Regions from separate parts of the Mus musculus genome. Here regions 2 and 3 are each linked to region 1. Evidence: chromatin loops called from intact Hi-C (ENCODE). Cell type or tissue: left cerebral cortex. All regions are shown on one strand. Region 1 overlaps Fars2 (phenylalanine-tRNA synthetase 2 (mitochondrial)). Region 2 overlaps Fars2 (phenylalanine-tRNA synthetase 2 (mitochondrial)). Region 3 overlaps Fars2 (phenylalanine-tRNA synthetase 2 (mitochondrial)).

What was found. Hi-C counts contacts between places; a loop is a spot of excess contacts. Peaks named below come from ENCODE experiments on the same cell type or tissue, not always from the same donor. Only the 100,000 strongest peaks of a DNase experiment are listed, where the experiment ranks them.
Region 2: a loop joins it to region 1, with 3 times the contacts of the local background. A loop is called at or near these places in 2 of 42 quality-filtered maps.
Region 3: a loop joins it to region 1, with 6 times the contacts of the local background. A loop is called at or near these places in 2 of 42 quality-filtered maps.

Annotation. Positions count from the first base shown.
Region 1 is chr13:36,365,201-36,367,700 of GRCm38, forward strand. The region is part of intron 5 of Fars2 (phenylalanine-tRNA synthetase 2 (mitochondrial)); the gene reads left to right. Among named protein-coding and RNA genes, the nearest start is that of Gm40912, 160 kb to the left of the region's middle. In left cerebral cortex, no CTCF peak of the experiment used is centred here; a DNase peak (open chromatin) is centred at 1,262; H3K27ac peaks cover 652 bases.
Region 2 is chr13:36,489,314-36,491,813 of GRCm38, forward strand. All of the region lies in intron 6 of Fars2 (phenylalanine-tRNA synthetase 2 (mitochondrial)), which reads left to right. Among named protein-coding and RNA genes, the nearest start is that of Gm46409, 120 kb to the right of the region's middle. In left cerebral cortex, no CTCF peak of the experiment used is centred here; a DNase peak (open chromatin) is centred at 1,453; H3K27ac peaks cover 895 bases.
Region 3 is chr13:36,531,123-36,533,622 of GRCm38, forward strand. The region is part of intron 6 of Fars2 (phenylalanine-tRNA synthetase 2 (mitochondrial)); the gene reads left to right. Among named protein-coding and RNA genes, the nearest start is that of Gm46409, 81 kb to the right of the region's middle. In left cerebral cortex, no CTCF peak of the experiment used is centred here; DNase peaks (open chromatin) are centred at 980, 2,106 and 2,481; H3K27ac peaks cover 1,980 bases.

The DNA of each region.
Region 1 (2,500 bases):
ACCATTCTTGATAGAAAAATGGTCAGGGAGTCAAGGTTTGACCTTCCCATTCCACGGAATGGTCTCACTCACACTGCCAGCACTTGCTTTTGGTTCTCTATAGGCTGCAGACAGAAATATGTCAATATGTGTGATTACTGAAAAGGTTGGGTAGCCAAAAGAAATTTTTTTAAGTATGAAAGTAAGCAATACTTTTGGGAGATCTGTCTATTTATTAGTTCTGGGATAGTCTCTCTGCATACGTAGAATTAAGGATTTGGGATTCATATCAGCATGGCAGAGTTCACAGAAAACTGAAAGGGATTATGTAGGAATGTTGTAGCTTTGACAGTGTGCAGGGTGATGAGAGCAAGTAACGTCACACAGGTGGGACACAGCATCTGCTCCTTGCTGTCTGGTTCCCTAGAAGCTGTGTCCATCTAAGGTTCAGAATGACTCGTCCTTAGAGAGTGCCCCCTGCAGCTAAAGGGGAAATCAGTACACTCTCAGAGGATCTGATTAGTGCAGTTTGACTAGGAATTCAGGGGCCATATTTTCATTTCACTAGAATGAAACCTAGGGGCTGGAGAGGTGGCTCAGAGGTAGAGTGCTTGCTGCTCTTCCATAGAATCAGATATCAGTTCCTGGCTCCCAAATTGGGTAGCTCACAACTTCCTGTATACTTTACTTCCTCTAATGCCCTCATCTGGCCTCCATGTACACACTGCACACACACACACACACACACACACACAACTTCCTGTATACTTTACTTCCTCTAATGCCCTCATCTGGCCTCCATGTACACACTGCACACACACACACACACACACACACACACACGCACACGCACACGCACACGTACACGTACACACAATACATATACTAAATACATACATACATACATACATACATACATACATACATACATCTTGAAAATGAAAAATAGAGTACACACGCAGAAAAAGGAAAGGAGGTTATGGTGCCAATAAGATTGACTCAGAGTCTTTAACTGGGTTCTCTTTTACTTGGAATTAAAAACCCAAGTCAGCCATATGTGTTGCCTGCAAGTGGTGCTGCTGAAAAGCCACCAGTGTGTTGCTGAACATGGTCCCCTGGGGCACCGTCTCTCTGAGCATCACACACAGGCAGTCTTGTAGCCAGGTGTGTGCAAGGTGTGTGCTGTGCTTATTCTTTGCTTTGAGCTCTGGGTTCCTGCACAGCCAACAGCTGCTTTGCTGAAACTGCTGTCGGGGCCAAGTGTGCGCCTTCCGCCTGTGCACAGCAGGGCCTGTGCAGGAGGCTGTTTCTCCTGTGGGTCTGAAAGTGATCCTGAGTGAGACACCCCACTCAGGCATTTAGCTCAGCCTCAGAACCAGATGCCAGCTCCCTTCCTGTGAGTAACCACTAACCTTTATAAAGCATGCAAGCACCCACAGCAGCTGCCAAGTGCTTGCCAGGTGCTTACGAATGGTTTTTACCACTGTGCCATAGAATAAGCACTGAGTGCACGTTTTACACATGGCAAAATTGATATTTAGAGAATGTAGAAATTTGTCCAGAGTTATACAACCATCAGGTAGAACCTGACAAATAGCTCTGGAGGCATCTGGGAGCAGTCACTAACCAGCAATTTCATTCAGTCCTGTCTGACAATTCATGGCAGAGCCTTTGCCATTGGACAACTAAGTTTCTGTGTGTGCCCCTCAACAACTGGGTAACTTTTGATCATATTTCACCAGATAAACAAAATGGCCTTTCAGTGTTTAAAAAGAAAAAACAATTGTGATAGTTTTGATTTTTTGTTGTTTTGTTTTGTTTGGGGGGGTTGTTTTTGTTGTTGTTTTTACATTAGTTGAAAGTCAGAGACAAAGACTAATGAACTTTCTAGAATCATTGCACTCTAGAATAACTGAGTTCAGCATTGCGGACACTGTGATGGACCATGCTTACTTGTCTTTGACAACAGAGTACATTCAGGCAGCACTCACTGAGAGCCATTTGGGGAACTGCCTGTGATTGTTTGGTCAACACATGAGGGGCATTAAGAAGTAACTGTGCTTCCATGTCTTTGATTTCAACCCTCATTTGGTCATCATTACAGCCACTCACTGTATATCACCATTGTATATCACAAATATATCACCAGTGGATGACTGTTCCTTTGCTTAAAGAGTACTGTGCACACAGAATGGTTCCAGGTACCAAGCATAGCCCCGTTCTTGCTTACCCTCTGTAAAATTAAGAAATTAGAACGTAATAGATGTTTCTGTCTGTTACATGCACAGATAGGTCTCAGGCCACCAGTGTTCACTGAGTATCTGTTCTGCTCACAGCCAGTTGAGCAGTTTTTGCAAGATTTGGAGAAGAATCATTCATACTTAACTGTGCCTCAGTTTCTTTAGCTATAAAATTAATGAATGTAATGCCACTTCTAGATAATTTCATTTACATGGCATCATAAATATCTTCCAGAGATGCATGGATGTGTTCAAATTATTAATAAACTCATTGTCTAGTA
Region 2 (2,500 bases), 120 kb after region 1:
TTTCTTGTAAAGAAAGCTAAAAACCAGTATATGCTGGGCATTCTGTTAGCAGAGTAAAGTGGGGTGCATTTTCTGGGCAGTGCTCCTAGTTCCATGATCATGAGATGCTTCTCAGGGGCTGGGGTGGAGATTGACAGTTCATCTGAATGTAAGAGCAGCAGAGTGAATAGCTAGCTCAGGTGCCAAGGCAACAGGATACTTGGGATGTTGTAAACACAGGAAAGAGGCCTTGGTTCTGAGCCCAGTGAGGAGAGTGTGATAAGAGGGAAGACCAGAGAGGTGCTGTGCCCCACGTGATCTAGCTCAGAAACCAAGGTCAAGCCCTGGTGTTATTGCAGGTACCCCTAAGGTGATCTTGGGAATGTTTGTGACAACAGGACAATAGCCCCTCCTCCCAAAAAGAAAATACCCTGCATCTATCCCCAAAGATTATATATAGCACGATATTTTATATACAAATCAAGTCATAAGCTATTGTGGTTGTGGTAGGGGTAAAAAGTCAACAAATCAACAGTATTAATGTTCACAGAGAGGCATCCAGACGTTGGCGTGGGGAGACTCCAGAGGGCAGGAAGGTCAATGTTCTGATATACATTGGCTTTGTGGGGATTTTGTATCTCAGGAGAAACAGTGAAGAAAAGCAGACAGTGAAGTGGCCCAACTGGCTGTGGAGGCTGTGCATCATGACAGGCAAAGTATGGAGTGCAGGGTGGAGGGTGGAGCTCGCTGACAGAACATGTGCTTAGCAGGGACAGTGCTAAGATTCTATCCGGAAAACCACAACCACTAAAACAAAGGAAAGGAGAGGAGAGAACGGTCAAATTGTAACATGTTTTAGTTTTTATTCACCAAGAGTTAACTTCTAGCTTGTTTGGACTGTAGCTGCATGCAAGTGTACCACTGTGGTAAGAACATGGGTCCTAGGAGAAAGCTGCTTGGGTTTGAAACTTTCAAGACCAACTGTGCAACCCAGGGCATATTGCTGATACTGCTAGACCTCCATGTCACCTGTGGTGAACTAGTGGCAGTCCCCCCTTGCAGGGCTGCTAGGACTGGTTACTGGGATACAGTGTACCCACTGTCACTCCAAAGTCTCTCAGAAAGTCTCTCTTCTGAATACCCTCAACTTCTCACCATTCTTTCCTTTCTTTGTTAGGGTAACTAGGGACCAGAAATGAAGCAGCTTTGTGGTTCTGTTTTGTTTTGTTTTGTTTGTGAGAGAAAAGTTGTTGAATCTGTTCTTAAGAATGTTTGAATTCAATTCTTTTTGCCTGAGGATGATATTTTTATCTTAGATGATTGTTCTTTGAACAAGCAGGGAGGAAGCAAAATGAAATTGGGAGGCTGCGTGCTCTCATCCTGAAAAGAAGCTTCGGGGCTTTGGGCCAAAATGTGGCTGGAAATGAATTTGAAAAAACACCCATAGCGGGCAGCCTGCTGATGACAGGCTCATTCCCCCAGGACTGCAGAAACCCTCCACAGTGCTGGTCATGCTGGGATGCCCCCGTGTGGGGCTGACAGAGAGAGGGCCTCAGTGGGAACTGCAGACCTGCTCCAGGCAGGGCTTTCTTAGTGCACTTCCTCCCCACGCTGCACGCTGGAATTCTCATGAGCAGGTTTGGAATGCGCCTCATTAGTCTGTGTCCATAATTATATTGGCTATTTTTCTCATCACTGTTTCCCAATACCTGGCAAGAAACAATTTATGGGAGGTTCAAAGGTAAGTTTTGATTCAGACCCTCAGTCCAGAATCGTGGGGACAGCACATCCAGTTAATGGTGGCAGGAACATGTGTCTGGGACTCATTTCTCAGCAAGCCAGAATGCAGAAGTGCATCAGAAACAGGAAAGGTTGTAACCCTCTGATCTACCCCTGGGGTTACAGACCCGGGTCCAAAGGTTCCAGAGCCTCCTGAAACAGCACCAACATCCAGGTACCAAGTAGTAAAACAAATGTGTCCATGAGGAACAGTTTCACATCTAGACCCTAAGGATAGTTTAGACCCTTTTTCCTAAAGCAGGAGTCACCCAGGCCTGTCAGCCAGCAGGGACCAACATGGTAGATATTAGTGGCTTCCATGCCACACTTGAGAACTGTAAACTGATTTCAGGTCCCACTGATGAAGAGGACCTAGTAGAGACCAGAGCAAGTAGCAGTAATAGGGGACTCCATTGCTATAGCTGCTATTAATATTATCATCATCAGTGCTGTTATTTTGGGAATGTTAATTGGAAGGCAGGTGGGTAAACTTCAGCAGGTAAGTGACTGTTGCAGTGGGGCACACTGGCACTTCAAGACCTGACTTGAAAAGACTGTGTACCATAACTGCACCCCCACCGAGGCACCTGCTCTGTGCCTCCTCTCACAAATAGAAATTCTATTTTTCTTTCATTCTGAAACCTTTTTTTAAATCCTCACTTGGCATTAATCACATGCCACAACCCTTCCTCAGGATGTGCAACCAATATACGCATGTATAGTGAAGCCCTTCCCACAGATG
Region 3 (2,500 bases), 170 kb after region 1:
CATGCCACCTCTTGACAGGTGAGTTGTAGAACCAGCTCTCCTACACTCTCTCCTAGGGTCAGTTCTCCTGTCTGCCTTCAGTAGTGAGGGGGTGGAAGGCATCTTCCCCCATCCAAGACCACTTCATAGCAGAGAAGTGATAGGGTCAGCTCTCCCTCACTGATACCCTCCAGCAATTAACCCACACCCCATCCGGGACAGCTCACTGGGACAAGCTCTTCCATCTGCCTCAGATGGTGAGGGGTGAGGGTTGGGGGGGGGTTCGCCTCTCATGTACTTAAACTTTAAATTTAAATCAAATTTCATCACAGGTACCCCAGTCATACTTTAGAAAAATGTATCTATAGTGTTTGTTGCTATTGCTGGTACTGGGCAGTCACTGTGGTCTTGGAATGTGTCCCCACCACTGAGTAGATAATCCACTCTTGATGGGCAGGCTCTGAAATAATTGCTGTATAGTGTGTCCATCTAGTCCTCAGAGATAGAAGAAGGAAATGGAGGTCTTGCTTCATAGGCAAGAACTCCAAGGCACAAGAGGTCATGCAGGGGCCCTAGATCTCACAGCAAAGAGAACGGGAATTGGAACCAGCTTTCTCTCAACTACAAAGTCAGGTGCTTCTCCATTCTCCCACAGCCTGGCAGCTCTCGGTCCTGTCCTTGGAAGTAACATCGAGCTGTCTCCCTCCCTCCCTCGTCTTGCCGCCCGTGCTTCTTGTCTGGCTTCCACGAGCTTCTGGATACATTGAATGAACTTGCTTTCTCCACTGAGCAGAAGAGTGATAACATGGGGCATCGGGCTGAACCTTTGTCTCTGACAAGCAGGAACTAGTTGACTACAAAGCCAAGGATCCAGCTTTCTCACTCTGTCAGTGGAACTCTTCTGGACAGCATCTTTCTGCACTGAGTAATCTCTGTGTGGATGGATAGGCAGTGTCTGCAGTGCCCACTGGTCATGCCTCGTCTATTCTGGGAGGTGTCAGGCATACCATCCAAGAACACAGAGTAGCTGCTCTGTCACAGATGGAAAAGCAGACTATTGTGGATGCTGTAGGAGATAGGTTTGGGCTGCATGTGAGGAAGGGTTTTATTTCAAGTTCAGAGCTAGTTTGGTTGCCACGGTGAACCCAGTGGTTGTATAATAGAAGTCTTCCCTCCCTCACCAAGACTCTGACCCATTGTTCCTTCTTTCCAGGCGGCTCCATAGCCCTGTACCCCTTCAGAAAATACCCCCCATACTTTGAGCTGGGGGGAGCACTAGTTAATCTTCAAGTAGTTCTGATGATGGTTCACTTTATTACTCTTTCTATTTTGTTTTAAGATATTTATTGCTCAGCTTTTTCACATTAAGACTGACACAAATATGAATATTTACAGGATGCAGTAAAATATTTTGAGCTATGTGTAATGATACAGTAATCAAGGTGCTTGGCATATCCGTCACCTCAGACATTCGTCATCTCTTTGTTTTGAGAACATTTAAAGTCCTCTTGTAGATAATGTAAAATATTCAAAACAGGGTCACTAGCCAGGGTCATCTGCTTTGCCACAGATCACTAGAGCCTGCTCCTTTCACCTTCCATAACTTTGTTGATCTTTCATCCCCACCCCAGCCTCTGGCAGCCCCCGCCCCTATTTTTTTTGTGAGACCAGCTTCTTTAGGCCCCACAAATAAGAGAGAGCACACACTGTGTCCCTTCTGTAATTGTCTTACTCCACTGAGCATAGCATCCTCGGGACCACCCATGCTGCTGCGATGACACCATCGCACCTTTTTAAAGACTGAGTAGTATTCCATTGAGTAAGTGTTCTTGATTTCTTCTTCCATTCACCCCCTGCCGGATGCTTGTGGTAATCTCATATCTTGGCTTTATGAATACTGTGCCAATAAGCATGGGGTCCAGGTCCTCTCAACACCTGTTAAAACCTCCTTTGGATGCATACCCTGAAGGGGATTGCTAAACCCTTTTAGGCATAAGCTTGACAGTCCTTTCACTGATCCAGACTTGACTGTTCTCAATCCCACGCAGCTTTCTCTTTGGTCTAAAGTTAGGAGTCTCGGAGGAGGAGGCACTAAAACAGAATCCCCCTCTGCTGGCTTGTCCCGCTGGCCTGCCTCCTCTCCCCATAGTTCACATGGGATTGCCCATCCTGGTTCTCAGTTTCTGCCTGAGCATCCGGACTTGGGTGGGAGGTGGAATTGGGTAAGCCTTGACGTTCAGAGTGGAGCAGGGAACAGGACCAAGGTGAAAGCAAGTCATGTGTTTTGTTTCCCCTAGTTGGACCCTGAAAGGGGGTGGGGGTGATGTCAGGCTGGTTGGGAGAAGCACAAGATGTTGTGGTATTGGCACAGCAGACCATCCTGAATCACTCAGGAGCAGACAAGGATGGTCACGTATGGCTGCCTGTGTCCAGTGTCTACAGGCAGAATGACCCAGATTTCTTTTTTGGTTTCTTCAGTGTCCAACTCTGTAACTAGACGAATAGCACCATGCCAGTGCAC